2 separate regions of the Mus musculus genome follow, and region 2 is linked to region 1. Evidence: chromatin contacts called from ENCODE POLR2A ChIA-PET data. All regions are on one chromosome and are shown on one strand. Each heading gives the region's core, a stretch centred on a gene start or an enhancer-like site at or near the end of the contact. The rest is flanking DNA. Distances are from core to core; before and after follow the strand shown. Region 1 holds the start of Hsd17b2 (hydroxysteroid (17-beta) dehydrogenase 2). Region 2 holds the start of Mphosph6 (M phase phosphoprotein 6).

Region 1 (5,041 bases), core at 715-3,214:
TGGATCCTCCTGCAACACGTTTATTGGGAGGGCATTGACTGTGTAGGCAAAAGACCTCGAGCCCCAGAACTGGCACTGCTTATATAGGCCTAGGAGAGGCGTGTCTACACCTGATTGGTTATGCTTTCAGTACCTCATTTACATGCCTCGTGCCAGGCAGTGACTCAGCAAAAACTCTATGGCACATGCGCACATTGGTTGTTTACCCATATTCATGGGTGTCGGCTTATTGAAACCAGCATCATTTTGTAATGGCGTTTGCGGCTTCCCACACTGAGGCCCCATCTAGGGTTCCAGGTGGGGCAGAGTGTATTGACAGGTAAAGAGACAGCATCCCCCAGCCAAGATTACCTCATCCTTAACAACTGTGGGAACTGAACTGGGTTTAAAATGAGCCATCTGAACACAAAGTGAGAGCTCCTCTCTCTCCAGTTTTCTCAGTTTCTAGCCTTTATTAGAATCCTGCTTTGTCCTAGGCAGACACCAGTAAGCACCACACCCATCAAATCCCGTGGGAGCTCCCCTTGGGTGTCAGTATAGGAACTGGTGGTCCGAGTGTGTGTGTGTGTGTGTGTGTGTGTGTGTGTGTACGTGTGTGTGTGTGTGTGTGTGTGTTTGTGTGTACGTGTGCTCATGTGTAAGTGTGTGTTCGCGCTCATGGTATATAATACCCAGATACCTATATATAGAGACTGAACTATCTCTCCAGTTTTTACAGAAGGGCTCTTGAGCTGGTGAGTCACAGGTGTGTGGATTCAGATTCCTTGCTCTTGGATAAAGTACAGCCTCTCCCAGCCTGAATTTTCTAGTTTACAAGCTGACTCTAACAAAGGATTGTGTAAGATGCAAGCTGGGCAAAAGGAGGAACTAGCACAGGAGGGGTTGCTTTTCTGTGTTTGACCGAAAGCAGACAGTGGGTGGTTCAAAGGGCAATGCCGGGGATTGACACCCTGCTGCGTTCCGGCTCCTAATCTCTCTAGTCTCCTATTGATTGCCTCTCTCGTTATTGCCACACGAATAGAAATGTTGTAAGGACATCCTATTCGGAGACCGAGTCCTACTACCAAGAACAGAGCCTCCAACAGGGTAGACTGAGTCAGAATTGAGCAGAGCACTGGTTCTGACAGCTTCTCTCAGTCTGATTGTCATTGCTATGGTCTCTCTCTGGCACAACTGCCCTCTGGGAAGACACAGGCACCTTCCATCTGCCTCTAAGGTGAGCCTTTTTTTGGCTCATTGAGCCCTTAACCTGTCTCAGTTGGCAGTAGTCCTCCAGATACAGGCCAGATCGGGGATGCTCTCTTCTTAGAATCCACTTTCCAAGCTTCACTGATTACCTGGATAACACACACACACACACACACACACACACACACACACTCACAGCCACACATACAGATACACTCGGAGTTAGCAAAAGAACTCAACCAACACAGAGAGGGCACATCCAAAGGAGATTGTCTTCTTGTGATTCCAAGTCTGTCAATCATTATCTGAGTAAACATCTGTCAGGTGGGAGGGTGCGTGTGCGCGTGCGTGTATGTGTGTATGTGTAAGTGTGTGTATGTCTGTATGTGTGTGTATGTCCGTGTGTGTATTATGTCTGTGTGTTACGATGTGTGTGTGTCTATTTGTGTGTATGTGCCTATTTGTGTGTATGTGCATGTGTGTATGTCTATATGTCTGTGTAGGTGTGTGTATATTTGTGTGTGTGTGTATGTGTGTGTGTACGTGTGTGTGTGTGTGTGTGTGTTTGTGTGTGTACGTGTGCTCATGTGTAAGTGTTGAGTGCCTTAGGGGAATGAGCAGGTATTTATATCACAGTGCACAGTTTAAATTACATCCTGGGAGTAGTCTCCCCTATCACTACCTTTAACATGCTTGTTCAAAGGGTGCGGGGGCTGTCGTTCCCCCCTCCCGCTTGCCTCTCCCTTCATATAAGCCTGGGCTGCCTCCAGCCAGCTTCTGCACTCACAGTATTCACTGGCCCAGAGCAAGTGAAGGCCAGTGGAGAATGAGCCCGTTTGCCTCTGAGTCAGCATGGCTCTGCTTGGCTGCCGCTGCAGTGCTGGGGGGCACGCTTCTCTGCGGATGCCGGAGTGGCAGGCAGCTGCGGAGCCAGGCGGTGTGTCTCGCTGGCCTCTGGGGAGGTGCCTGCCTGCTCAGTCTGTCCCTCCTCTGCACCTTGTTCCTCTTATCCGTGGCCTGCTTCCTTCTTCTGTATATGAGTTCATCTGACCAAGACTTGTTACCTGTGGATCAAAAGGCCGTGCTGGTGACAGGTAAGTGGCCAGCATTCCTGTGATTGTCCTGCGGAGAAGAGTCTGATACTCTCTGTCCTCAGTGGGGGGACACTGTCAGTTTTGGCTTGAGTGGGAAGTGCTTAGAGTGAATGACAGGCAGCACATACCCGAGTGGTTCTCACTGCCTTTTTGCGTGTCCTTTGGTTTGGATGGGCTTTGGAAGGAGCCAGTGGTAAGACAAAACGTGACAATTGCTCAGGGCCACAGATCTATACAATGAGTGTGTTAATTTCCTAGGAATAAATATAAATAAGTAAAACAGCATCATTTCACGTGTGTTCTTGTACCAGGAAATACCTGACAGACTTCTTCAGGCTTGGTTGCTATTCTGTTCTGAGGTGACTATTTATCTAGGTCCTAGGCCTGGTCACCCCTCTATGTATGGAAGGAAGGTGGCCAGTCAGCTTTGGCACAATACTGTGTGTCTAGGGACGCCACTGTACTTTGAGCCTTTGCAATTTGCCAGGCTGCTGTCCCGAACCACGAACCACCCTGTTGTCCTGTTTGAACCTTTTCTCTATATGTCATTAGTGTATTAGTGCTTCTTAATTAGATCAAACTGGCAGTGCGTGCACACGGAGCTAGCTGCTCATTAGCTGAGCTGCCAGCCTCTCACTTCTTCTGCAGGCTCTTCTGCAGTAAGCGCGAGGCGGCCAAATTAGATTCCTTGGAGTTGTAAAACGGGTTTGTTTGGTGAAAGCTGCAACTAGAATTCCCTCAAGTGATCCTAACCCAGAAAGGCCTGGAAAGAAGAGGAAAGGCCATCGGCAGAGTCACCTTGTGAGGAGGGTGTCACCCCTGCATAAGGAAGTCATCACCTGTGGCTGGGGCCCCTGGCTGTGGTCAGCAGGGGACTCGTGGACTGATGAATCAATTTTTTTTTTTTTTTTTTTACTTTAAATCCAGTAACAAAGATTCTTCTTGTGAGCACGGTTTGGTTCTGGCTGGGGTGTGGAAGGGCAGGACATCAGCTTCTCTGAGTTTAAGATACAACAGTGAAGTCGAGTAGTTATTGTATTTCCCAGTTGTACGAAAGAAGACAGAACCATTAAGTACACGTCTGTCTCTGTCTGTCTCTGTTTGTCTCTGTCTGTCTGTGTCTGTCTTTATCTTTCTCTCTCTGAGGATCAGAGGTCAATCCTGGGTGTGTGCCTCAGCCACTCCCCATTTTATCCTTTTGGTGGTATTTCTCCCCCACTCTGGAGCTCCTTGAGTGGCTAGCCTGGCTTACAAGCAAGCCCCAGCGATCCTCTTGGTTTTGGCTCTTCAGTGAGGAGCTGCCAGCATTTCCCACAGTGCCCAGCTTTTTCCGTGGGTGCCAGGGATCTGAACGTGGGCTCTCATGCTTACACAAGTCCCTCCCTCCCTGAAGCTATCCCCAGCCTCAGAAACTCTGGAAATAAATGAGGTATGGCATCCTGCCCATCACAGAATCGACAGGAAATGTAGACAATCCAGAGATCAATTCAAGGTTTAACACTTTTTCAGTTGACCTCTGAGAAGGAGCGATTCCAGCAGATCCCAAGATAGAGGAGAAAGCAGGACTCTGCTCCCCATTTATTTGGTGTCGTCACCACCTAAGTGAGGTGAGCAACACAAGCTCAGGGACTAAGCCCTAGGGGAAACTTCCAAATGTCAGAGCCGGGCTGGAGATATTTGAGAGACACTGAAATTGCCATTTCCCATCATTTGCACAATGAAAGCACAAGGTTGATATTATTCCTGGGAAGGCTTAAGATCTTTGCTAAAAGTTAGGGTGGAGCCCAGGGATAGAGGAACTTGTCTTGCTTGTGCTAAGGTCCAGAGTTCAGTCCCCAACACCACAAGAAAACAAACCAACCACCGCCAATACCAAAGAAAGAGAGAGAGAGAGAGAGAGAGAGAGAGAGAGAGAGAGAGAGAGAGGAAGGAAGGAAGGAAGGAAGAAAGGAAAAGGGAAACAAAGCCCAACCCTGCCCCCAAGCCCCAATGTACAAACAAACAAACAAAAAGCCAAACCAAACACAAAACCAAACTAAGCTCAAAATGAAATTAAAAAAGTTGAAAATAAATTTGTGATACCTGAACTCATTAAATTTTTAAAAAAGATTTATTTTTAACTATCCCCCCCTCTGTGTGTGTGTATGTGTGTGTGTGTGTGCACATGCTGAGATCAATAAGCACCTTTGGCAGTCAGTTCTCTCCTTCCACTACATAGGTCCAGGGCCTTGAACTGGTGTCTTCAAGTGGGTTGGCATCTTTACTTGCAGAACTATCTCCCTAGCCCAGGACAATCTACCAACCAACCAAACAAACAAACCAAGAAACCTCCCTGGGTTTAAAAATCACTGTTTGAGGCAGCCTTGAGTTTTAATGGCTGTGGACGAGAGGAAGAAAGTGATAGTATGTGAAGTCACAGGCATGGCCGCTTTACTAGAAAACACTCTTCAAGAAATGATGGGGTGGGTGGTGGCTGCAAAGATGGCTGGGTGGTTTAGAACCAGAATTCCTGCAAGGGACCTGCGTTTGATACCAGCATTTGTATGGAGCAGTTCACAGCTGCCTGTAACTCCATCTTCAGGGGGCGTGATACCCTCTCCTGGGTCCCACAGTCACCTAAACTCACACACACATCCCAGCACACCTACGCATTACTACTACTACTACTACTACTAATAAAACAACAACCAAATATTAGAAAGAAATAAGATGGCAGGCGGGGATCCAGCTGCGTAGTACAGTGTCTGCCTAGCATCCAG
Region 2 (4,886 bases), core at 1,412-3,911, 100 kb after region 1:
TACATTCTTGGTGGCAAAACCTGACTAACTGCCTCCTATCTTCAATTTCGCCTTAGCGGATACATGAAGGCACACAGTCAGTCAGTCACCCACATCTACACTGGACAGAGGATAAGAACATGGCTGTGAACCAAGCATGTCTAGGGTTCGGAAGACCTCAGAACACACTCTAAAACTAGCAATTTCACCTCCCTCAAAACTGAGGGTTCAGAGCAGACTCTGGGAAACTATAGCTCTCCAGCTCCATCAGTAACTGTCTAGGGTTTTTTGTTTGTTTGCTTGTTTATTTCTTAAGGTTTCCCAGATAGGATTTCACTGTGTAGCCCTGTCTGTCCTGGAACTCAGGATGTAGACCAGGTTGGCCTTGAACGCAAGAGATCCACCTGCCTCACAGGCCTCTTCAGTGCTGGGATTAATGAAGCATTGCTGTATGATGTTTTCTATAAACTTGGGTTTTTCCTCTGGGCCCCAAGCTCCCATAAATAACAACTCTGAGACTCAAATATATTTACAAATACCTAGGCCAGATAGCATCCCAGCTCAGCTTGCACTCAAAGCTCATGGGGGAATGCTCACTCCCCGGCCCTCGACACAGCACCCGTTTATGCCTTCCTTCCTTTTCTTGGAAACACGTTCTCTAAGAGAGTTTTCATTTCACCATAAGCACTGACAGACCACAACTTCACATGGTGAGGCTTAATGAATCAAATCACCTTTAAGATGGTGGGGATCTGCTACCACCCATTAGAAACACTACTAGGAATGCTGTTTCCTGGGCTAGCCATATGTAAGAGGAGACTCTATTAGGCTGCTGGGGCACAGTGGGCCACAGCTCCCAGACAGCTACACCATCCTGGGGTAAGCTACTGAAACTCTATAGTGTACTGTGTAGCTAAACTATACCGCTTGGTAGGTAGGACAGCTCTGTTAAACACATGTTTATAATACTGTTGAGTCAGGCGTTGTAATCAAGCTCCCCGTGTGTTAGAGACAGGTGCTACAGGCTAATCATTACAAGCAGAAGCTCTGGGGCCAGATGACCAGTCTTTTCAGCTGTTACTTCTGTCTCAGATACCTCAGGTGTCAGAGATGACAACTGTAACTCCTTCAAATGTTACTATGTGAATTAAGTGGTTCAGTATATACACGGAGAACAATGCCGGAATATTGGGAGGACCGTGAATACGTTCTATTAGTATTATTTAAGCTTCAAGAGTTAGCTTTTCCCTGTCTTAACTCCTGTGTTCATCCGCTTTTAACCCCTTTTAAATTGTGGTTAAGCTGCTTCTGTTTTAATGATGTCTGAGACAGGGTCTCATATCCAGCTCAGGCTGGCCACAAATTAAGCTCCTGCCTCCACCTCCCAAGTGCTGGGATTACAAATGTGTGCCATCAAAGCCACTTCAGCTGGCTCAACTTCAAATTTAAAAATCATGGGCTGGGGAAGTTGGCTCAGTGGCTAAGAGCACCCTTGACTCTTGCCTAAGTCCTGGTACTCATACCTGCTGACTTAAAACTCCAGTTTCAGGGGCTCCAACACTCTCTTCTGGCCTTCGCAGGCACCTGAACACACATGGTATATATACAGCTATGCATGCACACACACAAAGGGAAACTCATTTTGTTTAAAAGTTAGTGGAGAACTCATTTCACCCCACTAACATTTTCTCCATTCCCACCACGAAGACAACCTTCACCCAGAACACAGGAACTTTTTTAGCTCATCCTTTTGGCTGTGAGCTTTCACGTTGTTGGGCTGGGCCTTTCTGATTAACCATCATCCACAGTTCAGTTAAAGTGGCCTTAAAAAAACAATAACTAGCCAGGCGTGGTGGCGCACGCCTTTAATCCCAGCACTTGGGAGAGGCAGAGGCAGGCAAATTTCTGAGTTCGAGGCCAGCCTGGTCTACAGAGTGAGTTCCAGGACAGCCAGGGCTACACAGAGAAACCCTGTCTCGACCCCCCCCCCCCCCAACAAACAAACAAACAAACAAAAAGCAATTAACTCAGAAAACAGTTTCCTCCTGCTCATGAGGCAACAGGAACAAAACTTCAGCCTGGCTTACAATTCCTTGGATGTGTGACCACTAAGATTTCCAGCCTCATTTTATGCTCCTTGTCTTTCAGACGTCCGAGCTACCTTTAGTTCTTTGCAACGTCCCTGATTTTCTCCTTCTTAGCTTCTGGACTCACTTTCCCTCAGTTTAGGACACTACCTGCCATCCCTCACGTTGTTCCTCCTTAGGGACCACTTCTCGCGAGAAGTCTAACTTCCCAGGCGGCCCAGACACTAAAGCCACCACAGCACTCAACTCTGCAGGCTCTGATGAACGTTGTGCAGGCTCCCTCCCCACATCAGGCTAAGCAAAATCTCACCCCTGGTGCCCAAAGGCCCGCAGGCTGAGCGAATGAATGGGGTGCGCTGGCCGCGGCCATCCCGAGCCAGTCTGCCCATCGCTTCGGCCCGAGTCCCACTACGGAACATCTCGGAGCTCAGCAGCCTCCCCGCCCGACAACCCAGCATTCCCGACCTCAGCACCTTCATGCGCAGCAGGTTCTTGGATAACTTAGTCTTGCGCTCCGACGCCATGTTGGACGCACTTGCAGAGGCTTTCCCGCCGCACTGCGCTTGCGCACGGTCAAGAGCGGAGCTAGATAAGACGACGCTCTAGACCCGCCCGGGCCACGTCGCTTACAGGCGTGGCAGAGCTTTAGCTCCGCCCCCGCGCCGTTGCCACGCCCCCGATTAGGCACACCCATCGCGCTGCCCCGCCCTAGTGCTCGGAGCTGCTTCTGGCTTCTCCAGCTCCCGGAGCGCGTCTCTCCGCAAAGAGCTGTGGTAAGAGCTCGGGCCACCGCGGGGCGACTGCGATTCAGGGTCCCAGGGCTAAACTCAGGAAAGGCGGATTAAGGGGAGGACGCTGGAGCTGTAGGCGGGGCCTCCACGACACCCGAGGACTCCCTAACGACCCGGTCTGGAAGTTCCTTGCTGAGGTCCTAGCTGAGGCCGCTGAGGTTGCTGCCAGAGTTTAAAAGTTTTAAAAATACGAATGGTGGCTTTCTATGAAGCGTGTTTTCTAGAACTCTCAGTAGCCCTGAGCCGCTGGTGTCGCTATGCTCTGTCCCAGAGTGAAGGAGGTGGTCACAAACCCAGGCTGCGTGATAGCTGTAGGGCTGCACACAAACCGTGGAAGACTGATGAATATGCATACACCTGTTCGCTGTGCATCTTGGAGCCTGAAGGATTTCCTTCTGGAATGGGAAGAATGGCAGGAACTAGCAAGAGCTGTACGCAAGGCGACAACTTGTGAAGGGGCCAGGGGTGGTTTAATGGGTGAAAACACTTGCTGCCAAGCCCGAGGAGGACATGAGTTTGATCCCCGGGACCCCCGTGATGGAAGGGCAGAATGGACTTCCACAAGTTGTGGTGCCGTACCTCGTAAGTATACGGAAGGACACATCACTGGCATGTAATAAGCAACCCGCTGGAGAAGTGGTAAAGTCGAGATTCATAAAGCATTCCGGATATTAAACGCCCTGCAGGTTTTCTCAGTGGAGTAAATAAAGACATAATGTGTTAAGTGGTTACAGAAACACATTTACTCATAACTGTCAGTGAGACATGGGTGAGCACCAAGGGGCTAAAGACACATTCCCACCCTTTCCTGGAGCTACATTAGAAAGCAGTAAATACCGTGGAAGGAAGAAAATGGCTGCAGCCAGTGACTTTTAGGGTCACTTTAAATTTAATCCAGGGTGGCCCTCTTCAGATCAAAGTGGGAAGGCTTGAAAGTCAAGAAAATATCGTTATATGAAGCCTTGGTGGTAGAATGTACCAAAAATAAAAAATAAAATAAATAAAAATCCTGCTATCTTGTTACCGGACTAACCATATATGGCAGACTTATGTCTCCTTCCATTCAAATACTGAAGTCCTGACCCCCATTATTTCAAAATGTGACTGTGTTTGGAGACAGGGCTTTTCAAGAGACAACCTTTAGGACGAACCCACATCCAGTGTGGCTGGTAGCCTTTCTTCCCCTGTGCTGTAGACGAAACCTACAGCCACACACTAAGCTTACCACTTAGCTAAATCTTCAGCCTCCTGTCATAAGATGAAAACTTCTGAGTGCACCAGAGGTGTGTGTGCTAAAAGAAAGACCATTTACACGCCAAGGAAAGAAGCCCCAGAGAAGCCAAAACTACTACTACCTTGGTCATGACTATAAGAAATACATGTAGCCGACACCCAACACCCCCTCCCACCCCACCCCTGTAGTATTTCATTATGGTGACCATAGAAAAATGAAGTATCATGTAACTATAAGTTACAGTTGTGACAAGAGCTTGCTGACCAAAGATGGCATAGCAAGAGTCCCTGAGCCTCTCTGGCCTGGCAAAGGCAGTGTATCCCAAATGGTATGACATTTAATTGTTTCAATAATCCCTTGTTTTCTTAGCTCCCACCCCTTGTTACCCCTCTGGCTTATGGTGTTGTGTTTTATTTTGATATTCCACCCCACCCTAAATTTTCACTCTAGACACTCCAGTGATGCCCCTCCTATAAAAAGAAAAAGGAGGATTTGTGGGATGTGAAGCTATGCTAAAAGGTTTGGTAAGGTAGAGCAGGTTGAGACCCGGAGACTTGGTGGGCACACACCTGAGACTTAGTCGACTTCCACTCCTGGCCTTGTTTTACATCCTACAAGTTAGCCAAGGACTAGTTAGTCCTCCCAGTCATTCCCAGGGCTGTGTGCTGTAGCTGCAGGTCACCCACTCCCCATTTTGCAAATCTGAAACTCTACCAAGCAAACAGTACACAATCATACCTGCTAATCCACTTCCTAGAATTCTGACCTTGGCTACTGTGTAGGATTTTGAAAGAA

The links. ChIA-PET counts read pairs that join two places held with the same protein, here RNA polymerase II (POLR2A).
Region 2: POLR2A ChIA-PET joins it to region 1 with 13 read pairs in Patski. The contact joins the promoter of Mphosph6 here to the promoter of Hsd17b2 in region 1. POLR2A ChIA-PET finds 5 or more read pairs at or near these places in 2 of 5 experiments (Patski and embryonic stem cell).

What each region holds. Positions count from the first base shown.
Region 1 is chr8:117,699,982-117,705,022 of GRCm38, forward strand. It overlaps Hsd17b2 (hydroxysteroid (17-beta) dehydrogenase 2), which reads left to right and starts at 1,965. Exons shown (of 5, transcript NM_008290.2): 1 at 1,965-2,282. The coding sequence starts at 2,015.
Region 2 is chr8:117,799,313-117,804,198 of GRCm38, forward strand. Mphosph6 (M phase phosphoprotein 6) reads right to left here and starts at 2,662. Exons shown (of 5, transcript NM_026758.4): 1 at 2,540-2,662. The coding sequence starts at 2,590.